Linked DNA regions of Homo sapiens: region 2 is linked to region 1. A link is an interaction called in ENCODE POLR2A ChIA-PET data of the cell type or tissue named here. Cell type or tissue: Panc1. All regions are shown on one strand. Links, peaks and the distances in the headings refer to the core of each region. The heading gives the core; the rest is flanking DNA. Region 1 overlaps LOC105373061 (a long non-coding RNA gene). Region 2 overlaps FBXO28 (F-box protein 28).

Evidence for each region. Peaks named below come from ENCODE experiments on the same cell type or tissue, not always from the same donor. Only the 100,000 strongest peaks of a DNase experiment are listed, where the experiment ranks them.
Region 2: POLR2A ChIA-PET joins it to region 1 with 5 read pairs; 4 of 35 experiments call an interaction of 5 or more read pairs at or near these places.

What each region holds. Positions count from the first base shown.
Region 1 is chr1:224,062,491-224,075,087 of GRCh38, forward strand. It overlaps LOC105373061 (a long non-coding RNA gene), which reads left to right. Exons shown (of 3, transcript XR_001737824.1): 2 at 5,008-5,164; 3 at 10,386-10,758. Among named protein-coding and RNA genes, the nearest start is that of FBXO28, 45 kb to the right of the region's middle. In Panc1, for the core only: no CTCF peak of the experiment used is centred there; a DNase peak (open chromatin) is centred at 5,261.
Region 2 is chr1:224,124,004-224,126,503 of GRCh38, forward strand. The region is part of intron 1 of FBXO28 (F-box protein 28); the gene reads left to right. Among named protein-coding and RNA genes, the nearest start is that of FBXO28, 11 kb to the left of the region's middle. In Panc1, for the core only: no CTCF peak of the experiment used is centred there; no DNase peak of the experiment used is centred there.

The DNA of each region.
Region 1 (12,597 bases), core at 3,984-6,483:
GGGCAACATGGGGAAACCTGTCTCTACTAAAAATACAAAAATTAGCCAGGTATGGTAGTACGTGCCTGTAATCCCAGCTACTCAGGAGGCTGAGGCAGGAGAATCACTTGAACCCAGGAGGCGAAGGTGAGCCAAGATTGTGCTCACTCCAGCCTGGGTGACAGAGTGAGACTCCATCTCAAAAAATAAAATAAAATAATTTAAAAATTTAAAAAAGAGTACCAGGGAAGGAATTTACATCAGGCCACAGGTGGCTACTAATCCTTTGTCCCTTCCAGAAATTTTTACATTTTCCTTTTAACGAGTCTGTGTCTTTCTCCCTATGAACATTAAAAAGCACATTTGCACAGAACACTGTGCGGCCCACTTGGAATCCAATTCTAAAGGCGAAATAGCCTTCAATTCCATTATTTCTACCACTACCTCGCCCCACTTAGAAGAGGGTGTGCATGTCAGTGTTAAATGCTGCTCCTCCAACGGTTCTTCCAAGAAGCAAAGAAAACAGACTGCTGCAATGGGATCTCTGAGCAATTCTGATTTGCTGGGAATTGCAAAGGTTTTCTTTTACTCAGTGTTCTTGAGGTTTTGCTTCCATCTTCGAGAAATGATCCTTTTACCACTCCAAATTATTCACCTAGAGAGACACTTGCAAGTCCACAGAACACAAAAATGGCACTTATTAAACATTTAAATCACCTATAGGGTAATTATCAGATAAATACAGTATAAGGTTGCATTATTATCGTCTCTATGCCTGACATTTTCATAAAGCCATTTTATTCTGCAGTTTAAGAGAAATGATTACCAATAAAGCTTTTTTTTTTTTTTGAGACAAGAGTCTCACTCTGTCGCCCAGTCTGGAGTGCAGTGGCGTGATCTCAACTCACTGCAAGCTCTGCCTCCCGGGTTCACGCCATTCTCCTGCCTCAGCCTCCTGAGTAGATGGGACTACAGGCGCCCACCTCCACGCCCGGCTAATTTGTTGTTGTTGTTGTTGTATTTTTAGTAGAGACGGGGTTTCACCGTGTTAGCCAGGATGGTCTTGATCTCCTGACCTCGTGATCCGCCTGTCTCAGCCTCCAAAAGTGCTGGGATTACAGGCGTGAGCCACCACGCCCAGCCCAATAAAGCATTTTAATTGAATATTGTCAGTGATTGAGCTTTGGAAGGTTTTTAATTGGGTCATGTGATTTTCTAAAACTACTAAGTTCCTACTTTCTGATTTGAGAAATACATGTGACATTTATAAGTGTAACATCTAGTTACCAAGGGGGAACAAAATCCAAAAACCATAAGAAATCAGAGGGGCAAGGCTGTGACTCCTATCATGCATTCATGCTGCTCCTCTCAGGTGTCTCCTGCCGTCTCTCAGATTACAGCTGTCCACAGCTCACAGGTAATAAACTCAGGCTATTCCAGCTTTCTGACTTCATTTTCATTCAAATCTCAACAAATATTTACAAAGCACTTACTGTATAGTAACACTGCACATGAGGCCAGTCAAATATGAGGAAGACAGTGGTAAATGTGTAAGATGGAGCAAGAGCTGCAACTAAAGAATCAAAGAGGATATCTCTTCTAAATCCAGAGATATGAGAAAGAAAATAGAAAAACTCTTATTAGACGTAGGAGTCAGGGAGCTTACATGAGCAGAAATGCCCAACCCAAGGACAGAATAGAATAAAGAAACCAAGTTAAGACAGTAAATTCTGAGCCAAATCTTTTCTTTCTTTATCTTTCTCTCTCTCTCTTTTTTTTTTTTTTTTTTTTTTTTGTAGCTCCTGGTCTCTGGTTGAAGAGCCAAATCTTTTTGAAGAGTAGTCCTGCGGAGGACCCACTGGGCACCCGCTAGGGAAACAATGGGAGGGATGAAAACAGAGAAGGAAAAGAAAGCGGATCCAGGGTTCCCACCTCCCTGGGTGAACCCGACTATCAATGCCCACATTAGACAAAAGGAGACGAAAAGATGTTTTCCTGGGCTCCTGGTTTGTGTTATTTGAGGCCTTCCTTTTTCAAACAATCTAATCTAATGTATCAGGTATCTGATTCAAGAGGCACATTCATTGACTTTCATAGTTAATTTATGGACTTATGGCTGCTAATATTTGTTGGCTGTTACAAAACTTTATCCACAGCTCATAAAGATTTCTTAGTTGTGAGCAATAGCAATTTAAATCTTTTCTTAGGGCAGGTTTGTTTTTTAGTTTAGTTTTTGTAAGATTATTACAGTAATAGAACTTTGGCACTTTTACTAAGGGAAGGGAATCTTGAAGGATTTCATAACCAACTGTGTTTTCTAGTAAGCTCAGACACACAAAACCCTAGGAAAGAGGCTCAGAAAACATGAGATGTAAGGTGAGGTTTGGCATAGACTTTGAATGAGGAATGGCAAAGGCTGGCATCTTCATTCCAAAGTACCCACTGGCACACAGCATTTGCTAAGCAATTTACCAAGACAACAGGGGTAGCTTCCTTGGCTTTTTATTTATAAAAGCATGCTAGACACATCTTAGAACAGTGACTGGGAAGTCTGTCTGATATTATTGTTGTTACTGTTATTATTATTATTATCACTTTTTTGACAATCCTGAGATTTTTTGAACTCTGATAATGTGCCATGTAGAAGACAAACTAAGAGGCTGGGCACAGTGACTCACGCCTGTAATCCCAGAACTTTGGGAGGCTGAGGTCAGGAGTTCGAGACCAGCCTGGGCAGCATGGTGAGACTCCCATCTCTACTAAAAATACAAAAATTAGCCAGGTGCAGTGGCAGGCGTCTGTAATCCCAGCTACTCAAGAGGCTGAGGCAGGAGAATCGCTTGAAGCCAGGAGGCAGAGGCTGCAGTGAGCCAAGATTGTGCCACTGCACTGTAGCCTGGGCCACATCTCAAAAGAAAAAGAAAAAGAAAGTAGACAAACTAAGATAGAAAGGAAAGAAGAGACTTTTCAGAAAATCTATTTTTTAAGCTCTTGATTCATAAAGTACAAAATGATACTGGTCAAATAATTGCTTCAGAAGTCTAACCCTAAAGAAAATCGTATCACCTTCTGTAAGAAATCTGTAAGATTGCCAAAGTAAACAGTATGTTCTCACTGCCCAGAAAGGCCCCACCTGTCACCTTTCTGGCAGAAGAGTGAAGGGAAGTAAAAGGTGAAAGTGCACAAGGAAGTTGCAACCTCAGTGAACCACAAAACCATCCCCACAGGCAGGCAGTTGATATATGAAAATTCCATTGCTATTTGGTCATTTTTAAGAATAATTTTCTTAACTGTTTTTACTTAAATTTTTTCAAAATCAGTTATAAACTTTCCTTATGGGCCGGGCACCATGGCTTATGCCTATAATCCCAGTACTTTGGGAGGCCAAGGCAGGAGGATTGTGTCAGCTCAGGAGTTTGAGACCAGCCTGGGTAATATAGTAGGACCTCTGTCTCTTCAAAAAAAAAAAATAACATAATTAGCTAGCATCAAGGCACACGCCTACAGTCCCAGCTACTTGGGATGCCAAGGCAGGAGAATTGCTTGAACCCAGGAAGTTGAGGCTGCAGTGAGCCATGATCACGCCACTGCACTCCAGGCTGGGCAACAGAGCGAGACCCTGTCTCAAAAAAAAAAAAAAAACTTTTCTCATGAAAAATTCCCTGAAATATAAAAATGTATTCCAAGGCTGGGTGCAGTGGTTCATGCCTGTAATCCCAGCACTTCGGGAAGCCAAGGCAGGTGAATCGCTTGACGTCAGGAGTTTGAGACCAGCCTGGCCAGCATGGTGAAACCTCATCTCTACTAAAAATTAGCCAGATGTGGTGGTGGGCGCCTGTAATCCCAGCTACTCAGGAGGCTCAGGCAGAAGAATTACTTGAACCCAGGGGGTGGAGGTTGCAGTGAGTCAAGATTGTGCCACTGCACTCCAGCCTGGGCCACAGAGTGAGACTCTGTCTCAAAAAAAAAAAAAAAAAAAATTGTCCAAGCAATAGCACACACACCAAGCCTCACAAATCACCACCAGCTTTACATTTTAGATTGTGATCATACGGAGCATACACAGGCTGAGGGCTCTACTGGAACTCATTTTCCATCTGCAGAAACCACTATCTGGATAAATCTTTACCCAGAGAAGAAGCATCATCTTTGTCCCAAAAGCCAGATGGTCTAATAGTATACCGGGGCTCTCTGTACCTCAGTTTCCTCATCTGTAATTGCCTTATGCAGTTGTATACATGCCCTAGTACTGTTTCTTTTTTTAACTTTTTTTCTTGCCTCAGGAACTTTGCACCTAGTACTGGTTTTAAAAGTGTACTACCAACATTAAGATGAGATCCAAAGGAAAATTTGAGTGGAGCCTGAGCAGTACAACTTGTAGCTTCCCCCTCTAAGAATTTTTTTTTTTTTTCTTGAGATGGAGTCTCACCCTGTTGCCCAGGCTGAAGTGCAGTGGCGTGATCTCGGCTCACTGCAACCTCCACCTCCCAGGTTCAAGTGATTCTCCTGCCTCAGCCTCCCAAGCAGCTGGGATTACAGGCATGCACCACCACATCCGGCTTATTTTTGTATTTTTTTAGTAGAGACGAGGTTTTGCCATGTTGGCCAGGCTGGTCTCGAACTCCTGGCCTCAAGTGATCTGTCCGCCTCAGACTTCCAAAGTGCTGGGATTACAGGCGTGAGCCACTGCACCCGGCCTCCCTTTAAGAATTAATTTCCCTATTGAATCATTTAAAACAAAAAAGGCTCTGTAGATTATCACTGGGTTTAATCCTGTCTAGAAGCAAGAAACACCAGGGTGAATTTAGCTAAGACCCAATTCTTAAGTACTTGCCTAAATGTCTAGGATAGTTATGAGTGTTTTCCTGAGAATCTTCAAGGAAAGAAATTCAGTTTCCTGAAATAGTTCAGGCTTCAAGTAAAACTGCTACATAGGAGAGTTAAATTAAATAACCTCTAAAAGTTTTTTTCCAACCATGGCTTTCATTTTTAATTGTCTTATGCTTCCCCCTCTCTCTCATTTCAAAGGTAATCAGGAAGTCTCCTAGGATAAGGTTATTATATTCAAGTCCTGCCAAAAAATGTAAGAAAAGAAGCTCCTATTTGAGTGGACCAAAAAGAACAATTATACCTCCTAAAAATAAAATGAACCTAAGCTAAGAAAATGAAAAGGTTTCTAAAGAAGGTCAGTACTTCTTTTTTGGTCTCCTTTCATCACTGTGTGATTTACTTTAATAGTACCCTGTCAAACTAGATGACTCAGTGGCCTCATCACAGCTTACAGAGCATTTCATCTGTGGTCATTCATCCTGCCTATGAAGAAATTGACATGTAGTCACTACAGAGCAACACTGCTCACCAATGGTTGTTCACCACCATACCCTCCTGATCCTTGCCTAATCAAACAGAGAGATGCTATCCTGCTTTTACCTACACAGAAAAAGAAAGAAGATAAAACAATGTTAGGGGGTTGTGGCTCATTGATGGTCAGATATGAAAAGCTGCTTCAAATGCTGTCCCATCAGTTCCTAAAACTGCAACATGAAAATGCATCATCATGACTACCCTTTACCTATCTCCCAAGCGTGAAATTGTTTTCCCCAGTAAAAGTTTAAGGAAATGAAGTAATTGCTGTTTGGGGCAGGAATGCTATGAGTATTACCATGCAGTTTTTTCCTTAAATGTTTAATTAGAAGGAAGTATGGCATTCTTACAGCTATTTTTTAATTAAGCCAGCAGACTCTACCAAGAATCTGATCCCCTCTCTAAGCAGATAATTACAGTGACAAGTGACTTTCAAGTTTATGCCCATATATACTCCTAGACTTCTGATGTGCCCCAGAAGGACGTTACCATTCATGTTCTGAGTGCTGGCCTCTGGGCCTGACCCTGTCTGCCTGGATTTGGAACTTTGCCTTTCCTTAACTTGTGACTTGCCCCCCTAGATTCCAGCCTGTCCTTGACCTCTGGCAACAGCAAACTCGTTAACACCTGCTCCGCATGCATAAATCCTTGCCTTCTGCCCAATTCTTAATTCTGATTTTTGGACTTCTGGACCAGGCTAATCCTTACAGTCTGGGGAGAATGAAAACATTGTTAGACTGAAATAGCTAAGCCCAGAGTTTATGATTAATGAGGACAGACAGGCCAAGGAGTCAGTAACCATACAAATGTTCACAAATGATTTGCCATAAGGCCTTAGATTTTACATATTATATATATGAGGTTCATATGTTATAGCCAGTGTCAGGACACTAACAAGTGAAAGACTTTTCAAACCCAGGTCAGGGAACTCAAAGCATAGCCCTCAAAACGTACCTCAGATCATAGGGCAAATATATGCAGACATATGTAGTCACTGTTGCTGAGCTGAAAGTGTCACCCGTGCCCTGAGGACACGTTTGGTATCTATTTAAGACCTGAGCATTGAGAGGCTGTAAGAGGTGCATAAATTCTGGGAAAGTCTTCATCCTTTACAAACACAAATGCATTGTATGTAAAATTACATGCATTTCTTTGAGGAAACTCTCACTATAAATGTTCAAATATGGTAGGGGCTATAAAATAACAAATGGAGTTTGAACTATAAAAGGCTGGTGTGGAAGACCAAAAGGAATGCACAGTGGAGAATTAGAAGACTTGGTTGGAGAACTTGCTCAGGCACTGATCAGCTGGCTCTCAATTTCTTTGTTAAAAAAATGAGGAATATATTTCTAAATCACGTTTATAGCCCTTTCAGCTCTGAATGATTCTTTGACCTTGACATAGAATAACAGGACTGGAAAGGACCTTAGTTACTTAATTCAACCACTAATCCTTCAGGGACAGAGACAATAGTATCTCCCGGGCCAGCCTATGCCCTTTCCAAAGAGCTCTTATCAGAAGAAAGGTCTTTTTTATCTTGAACTGGCACCTTTCTCTCTGTATTTTCTAGCATTAGTTCAAATGCTGGCCTCCTGGAAAACAATCCAAATTTAATCCTTAACCCACATGACAGCTTTTCACACTCCCCTCTCAAATTCTGTCTCAAGCAAAGCACCGTTAGTTGCTTTAAACATTCTTCATATGCTGAGGTTTTTTTGTTTTGTTTTGTTTTGTTTTGTTTTGTTTGAGACAGAGTCTCACTCTGTTGCCTGGGCTGGAGTGCAATGGTGTGATCTCAGCTCACTGCAACCTCCGCCTCCTGGGTTCAAGTGATTCTCCTGTCTCAGCCTCCCAAGTAGCTGGAATTACAGGCATCCACCACCACACCCGGCTAATTTTTTGTATTTTTAGTAGAGACAAGGTTTCACCATCTTGGCCAGGCTGGTTTCGAACTCCTGACCTCATGATCCGCCCACCTCGGCCTCCCAAAGTGCTGGGATTACAGGCATGAGCCACCGCGCCTGGCCCATATGCTGAGGCTTTAAACCCTATCTCCAACCATTCACTTTTTTTTTTAGAGATGGAGTCTCATTATGTTGCCCAGGCTAGACTCCTAAACTCAAGGGACCCTCTTGCCTCAGCCTCCTGGAGTAGCTGGGAATACAAATGCACACCGCCATGCCACACCCCACCCATTCACTTTTGTCTGCTTCTGTTATATGCTGTCATTGTCCTTCTTAAAGTATGGGGTGGGGGACATCAGAGCATCCAGAAGCAAATACTAAGAAGGCGAGAGGGAGTATCACCTTCTCTCCCCTGTTCTGAGCATTATTCTTCATTAATGCAGCCCACTTATGAATTAGCATTTGAAGAACAGTCATATCACATCATTGAATTACTGCATGTTTATCTTACAGTTTTTTCCACGTGTGGACATTAAGCAACACCTCTTCTATTCCGGGTTGTTTAATCAGGGTTTTTATTCCAAGTATAAAACCTTACAGTTTATCCCTGTTGGATTTCATCTTGTTAATGTTGAAATATCCTATAAGAAAAGTCCGAAGCAAAAAGGAATCAGTAATGGGTCTTAAAGGAAAAAGAAATAGGAAGTAGTCCCAGAAATGCAAGGAGTTAACTAGGAAGCCTAGCTGAGGGACTACTAAATTAAGAGGGCAGATGGAACCCTGTGTTTATTTTTGCTTCCTCCTAAAACTCTAATGAATCAACATAACAAGATTCTTTCTAAGGCACAAACTCACAAAGAAGGATGGAAAAGCCGTAACAGCAATAAAATTTTGGAATTTGAAAAGGTGATGACCAAGTGGCAACTAACTAGCACATCTGAGAAAGCAGTTCTTAAGCTAGAAATGGGGAAAGCCAAAAAGCAATTTGATATTCACCCCCCAAGTCCTAAAAGGCTCAGGAATTGGTGGTATGAGGTTCTACTGAAAGTGAGGGGGAAGGAGGGCTAAAAGCAGATTGATTGGATGAAGAGTGTTTTAAGAACACGTAGGATCCCTGGAGCTTCTGCTCCACCTCATCAGTAGGAGGCATATTATCTGGACAATAAGGCACTATTGAAGGTTGGCGTACTGTTTCCAGGAGATTAAAGGGAGTATTCTCAGCTCAGTCTTTTTCTTTTTTTTTTCTTCTCTTCTCTTCTCTTCTCTTTAGACAGGTTCTCACTCCATCAACCAGGCTGGGGTACAGTGATACAATCTGAGCTCCTCTGCCTCCCCAGCTCAAGCCATTCTCCCACTTCAACCTCCTGAGTGGCTGGGACCACAAGTGCACATCAACATGCCTGGCAAATTTTTTGTATTTATTTTTATTGTTGAGATGAGGTCTCGCTATGTTGCCTAGGCTGGTCTCAAACTCCTGGGCTCAAGCAGTCCACCCACCTTTGTCTCGGAAAGTACTGTGATTGCAGGCATGAGCCACCATGCCTGGCCAGCTCAGCCTTTTTTTTTTTTTTTTTTTTTTTTTTTTTTACAAACAAAATATTAGAGCATCTTCTCTACAGAATCCGACCAGTCCAAGAGGAAATACCAAATAATTTCAACTTTAAGGGTTCCTCAATGACATTCCTCCCTTCCATGGTACCGGTCCATGGCCTGTTAGGAACTGGGCTGCACAGTAGGAGGTGAGCAGCGGGCCAGCAAATGTTATCACCTGAGATCCACCTCTTGTCAGATCAGCAGGAGCGTTAGATTACATAAAGGTGTGAACCCTGTTGTGAACTGCACATGTGAGGGATCTAGGTTGTGTGCTCCCTATGAGAATCTAATGTCTGATGATCTGAGGTGGAACCAGTTTCATCCTGAAACCATCCCCCAACCCCAGATCATCATACAATGAAGCCCACAAATAAGCCCCACCCACATGCTCAGATCTTCCAAACAGCCTGCAAGAGTGCCTCTCTTGAATATAAGTAGCTATCTAAGACTCACCAAGCATCTGAGGCAAACCTCCAGTATGATAAACAGACCACAACAAACAGAAAACAAAACACCTAACTTGGAGGAAACAGACTGCAGAGAAAATAAGACACCACAAAACTGTAATTAATAACCTTAGAAAGATAAGAAGATATTGCATTCAAGAAATAAGGATATTTAGAGATTATTAGCAGAAATGAAAATCTCAGTGAAAGATTTGAAAGATACAGTTGAAGAAATTTCCCAGAAAGTGGAGCAAAATGACAAAAAGACAGGAAATAGGAATGTAGAGATTTAAAGAAAATAAAAAGATCATTCAAGAATACCTAGCACTTGAATAACAAGAATTCTATAAGACAGCAGTCCCAAAGCTTCTTGGCACCAGGGACCGGTTTTGTGGAAGACAATTTTTCCATGGATAGGGGTTGGGGTTGGGGCATGGTTTCAGGGTGAAACTGTCCTGTCTCAGATCATCAGATATTAGATTCTCATAAGGAGCACACAACCTAGATCCCTCACATGTGCAGTTCACAATAGGGTTCACACCTCTATGAGAATCTCCTACTGATTTGACAAGAGGTGGAGCTCAGGCAATAACACTCACTTGCCCGCTGCTCACCTCCTACTGTGCAGCCCAGTTCCTAACAGGCCATGGACCGGTCCCAGGCCATGAACCAGTACCAGTCCACAGCCCAGGGGTTTGGGAATCCCTGCTCTAAGAGAAGAATTGGGAAAAAAAATCAAAGGGAGGAAATTATCAAAGACATCATTCAAGAAAATTTATCAGAACTGAAAGGCATAAGTTTTCAGATGGAAAAGGCCCATCTAATCCCAGCACAATATGTGAAAATAGAACCACAGAAAAAAACACATGTACATGACATTTAAGAACACTGGGGTTTATAAAAAATTTCAGAAAAGAAAACAGGCCATATATAGAGTAGAGAGTCAAAATGTCTAGAATCCAGAAGAAAATGGAGCAGTGCTTTCAAAATTCTGAGGAAAAATTATTTCCAGCCCAAAATTCACATATTAATTAAGCATAAGGGCAAAATGAAGACATCTTCAGACATGAACTGTCTAAAAATTACCTCCTATGTACAGTTTCTTAGGAAGCTACTGAAGGATGTATACCACCCAAACAAAGGAGATAATGAAAGGAGAGAAAGATATAAGAAACAGAAGCTCCAACTCAAGAGAAAAGCATAAAGCATCCCTAGGAGAATGGTGAAGAGATATCCTGGGAAGATAATTATGCAGCAGGCACAGAGAGCAGCCAAGTCAAATGGAGTAAGTTGGAAATCTCAGGGAAAGATTTCTCCAAAAAGATGAAAATGATAGAATATGTGACGAGCTTGAAACTGTTGAGAGATTTAGGCAGTTGGGGAGAGATTGTGGTTGAATTAGTTATAACTACAGAGAAAACCAAGGGGAGGGGGGAAATAAGACAATTATTAACCTCAGAGAAATTAAAAAGTTGTGCAAGAAAGAATAAATAATCACAATATACTACACAGTTCATCTGCAAATAGTGGTTATTATAATGAAAACTTGGAATTGTGCTCCAACCAGAATAGAGTGGGCCAATGGAAAGTGTACATAGATATGGTAGTGGTGTGGTGGCGGGGGCAGTGGTGAAAGAAAATTCAATCTTTATCTTTCATGGTAGGAAGTCAATAGATAATGTCTAACACTGAAATACCAAGAAATAACAATATAAGCATGTTATTTAGAAATAGGAAGATAAATACCAAAAAAGCAGTGTAAGTATTTGAAAATTGTTGCCTCTGAGGAAAGAAGGATGCAGGGTAAAGCAATATTTTTGTAACAAGGCTTGCAGAATTACTCATCTCTTTAAACTATGAGCACAATAACAGTGATATAGTTAGGATGTTTGTCCCCTCCAAATCTCATGTTGAAATACAATCTCCAATGTTGGGAGTGGGACCTAGTGGGAAATGTTTGGGTCATGAGGGCAGATCCCTCTTGAATGTCTTGGTGCTGTCCTTGTGATAGTGAGTGAGTTCTAGCAAGATCTGGCTGTTTAAAAGAGTGTGGCACCTCCCTGCTCCTCTCTTTCCATGTGATACTTCGGCTCTCCCTTTGCCTACTGCCGTGATTGGAAGCTTCCTAAGGCCTCATCAGGAGCCAAGCAGATGCTGGCATCATGCTTCCTGTACAGTCTGCAGAACCACAAGCCAATAGAACCTCTTTTCTTTATAAATTACCCAGTCGCGGGTACTTCTTTATGGCAACACAAATGGACTAACACAAATGGTAGTAGAAATAAAAACTAATTTGAAACCAGAATGAATAAATGAATGAAGAAAGCAAGTAGGAAAGCCATGTACCCTCCCTAAGAAAACCCTTTGATGATGAATAAAGAGAAAATAGAAAAAAAAAAAAAAAAAAAAAAAAAAAAAAGAAAATAGAACTCATCCAACACATCAAAGCCAAGTGGGAAGGGGACCAGAAGTGAAGCCAGGGAAGAAAGACCACCACTTGAACATATAATTAGATTTGTGAGGAAGAAGCATGGGTCAGTCACCAAGGACTGTCAATTTCATCTTCTGGATGTTTCTTGATTTCATTTACTTTCCTCCAACTTTATTCCTGCTATCTCAATTATGGCAACCAGCATCACCCTCCTGTGATCCCTCTGATAAAATACTGTTGTGGTTTTTCATTGCTCTTAGCATAAAACCAAGTAATTTATCAGGGAAATGATATGACTTATTTCCTTCCTTCCTTCCTTCCTCCCTTCCTTCCTTCCTTCCTTCTTTCTTTCTTTCTTTTCAGAAAAAAAAAATTCCACCCTGTCGTCCCGGGTGGAATGCAGTGGCACAATCTTGGCTCACTGCAACCTCCGCCTCCCGAGTTCAAGCAATTCTCTTGCCTCAGCCTCCCGAGTAGCTGGGATTACAGGCGCCTGCCACCACAACCAGCTAATGTTTGTATTTTTAGTAGAGACAGGATTTCACCATGTTGGTCAGGCTGGTCTCAGACTCCTGACCTCAAGTGATCCACCCGCCTCAGTCTCCCAAGATTTCTATTTTAGAAAGGGAATCTGGCTGCTGTGGAGAGTGGATTGAAAGAATAAAGCTAGAGCAGGGTGACTGTTGCAGTAACATAGGAGAGTGCCACATTCACCTCATATACTCAGCATCCAGTGAGTGGCTGACGTGGCAGATGTTCAATGACTATTTGTTGATGAGAGCCACTTATGCCCTGAGTGCATGATACTATATCTATTGCTGGGAATAATTTAGTAAAAACGTGATTGCTATAGCCAATTAGAAGAAAATAATGATAATAA
Region 2 (2,500 bases), core at 1-2,500, 58 kb after region 1:
GGAGATTGAGGCAGGAGAATCACTTGAACCCGGGAGGCAAAGGTTGCAGTGAGTGGAGATTGCACCACTGCATTCCAGCCTGGGCAACGAGAGCAAAACTCCATCTCAAACAAAAAAAGACTTGATATTAAAGATTAAACAGGAAAATCACATTTCACAAATGTATAGCCTATGTGTCTTGCATTATTAAGAAGGACCATGGTAGCACAACAAATCTAAAAACAAAGAAAATTTTTCATTACTGACCACAACTAAGAAAACTACATTTATTCTCTTACAGTAGAACAGTGAGTAACAGGAGCCCAAGCTATATCTTTGTTCTTCAGTGATTTATTCTATTCATTCCCTTTTGTTTTTATAGTATATACTTTTCCTAATCTTTCAGTGCCCTGATAGTTTTTGACATGGTCATCATCTTTAGGCTCCATATATTAGGCTTCAGGATTTTATTTTACTGTCTTGGGTAAATTGCCAAATTGTTAGGATTTTTGTTTGGTTGTAGTTACTAGGGAAATAAAATTTCTTCCCTTTAGCTTTGGGAAATTATTAAAATACTCCTAAATTTAGAGCTACACTTTAAATGAGAAAATTTGAGTTACAAGTTAGCATACATTATCAGCAGCTATCATTAAACTGCTTGTCCTGGGGAAATTTAGTATATTTCTTTTTTCCAGATGTGACTTCTTTCTGAATCCTAAACAAAAGTTATATGGTCTCTTTTGTTGTATTGTTTCGTTTTTGAGATGGAGTCTCGCTCTGTCACCCAGGCTGGATGGAGTGCAGTGGCGTGATCTTGGCTCACTGCAACCTTCACCTCAGGTTCAAGCGACCCTCCTGCCTCAGCCTCCCAAGTAGCTGGGATTACAGGCGCCGGCTACCATGCCTGGCAAATTTTTGTATTTTTAGTAGAGATGGGGTTTCACCCTGTTGACCAGGTGGTCTTGAACTCCTAACCTCAGCTGATGCGCCCAGCCGAAAGATGTATGATCTCTTGTGTTTTTGTGCTGTTGGTTAGTCAGTGCTTCTTGAACATTTGAACATACAGGAAAACTACCACATTAAATACTGTTCTTTCCTTACAATATTGCCTAATGTTTAAAATAATTTTTCTTTTTTTTTTTTTCTTTTGAGAGGAGGTCTTGCTATGTTGCCCAGGCTGGAGTAGTGCAGGTGTGATCATCATACACTGCAGCCTCAAACTCCTGGGCCCAAGTGATCCTCCCACCTCAGCTTCCCAAGTAGCTGGGAAGCTGGAACTACAGGCTCATGCCTCTGTACCTGGCTATGCTTAAAATCTTTTTGATGTTGGCTTGTGTAGTGTCATTCTAATTTGTCCATCTTTGTGACCTCCTATTCTCTAATCTTTTTATCAGCTTTTAATTATAAATGTCAGTTGAGGCTCCATTTATAGGCCTTTTTCTCTTATCTTTCACTTCATTTGGGGTTCATGTACATTTATTTCACTATCTCCAGTGAAATTTCCAGAACCACGTCTTTAGTCCTGGTATGATAGCGCTTGCAGAAAATGACCAGCCAGCTCTCCCAATACCAGATCTTTCAAAAGATGGGTGGTCTTTTCCTTTTCTTTTCTTCTTTTTTGTTTATTAAGTCCAACTTCTGCAGAAGGATACTCATTCTCTTTTTTTTTTTTTTTCTGACACGGAGTCTCGTTCTGTCATCCAGGCTGGAGTGCATTGGTGCCGTCTCGGACCACTGTAACCTCCACCTTCCGGGTTTAAGCGATTCTCCTGCTTTAGGTTCCCAAGTAGCTGGAATTACAGGCGCCTGCCACCACACCCAGCTAATTTTTATTTGGGGGTTCACCACGTTGGCCAGGCTGGTCTCAAACTCCTGACCTCAAGTGATCTGCCCACCTCAGCCTCCCAAAGTGCTGGGATTACAGGCGTGAGCCACTGCTCCCGGCCATTCATTCTCTTTTTAAAGTTATTTATCTGATTTCTCGACTCAAAACATGGGAAATTTTATTCCTCTCAGCTTGGCCCACACATCTCATCTGTCTTCGGAAGTAGTTTGCTTGCTAATGGTTTGTTCATTCCAGACTTTGTGCCTTTGCATACACCATTACATCTAACTTAGCAATCTTTGCCCTCTCCTCCTTCAAAGCCTAATTCAAATCTTTTGTCATGTGAGATCTTCTTAATTGGGCCTATCTGGTTATTCTTATTCTCATCACCCAGCCAGTACTTAAATACTACACTAGCCAGCACTCATATTCGAGTTTATAGATTATTGAAAGATATCTAAACCCTAGAAGTTAGCTAGATTCAGTGCAGCAAAACTAGTAAAATAATTTTGACTGAACCTTGAAAATTGTTACAGCAGTAATTGACCTTAATTTTTGTCTTTGTAAATATATTGCTGCTAAAAATTATTTCTTCTCAGAAATTATCAACAAGGTTGTAGAGTCTACAGAGACAAGAAGTGTTTTTCTACAAGGTTGTGTTAGAGGGTACCTCAGTTTATTTTTAAGTCCACTATC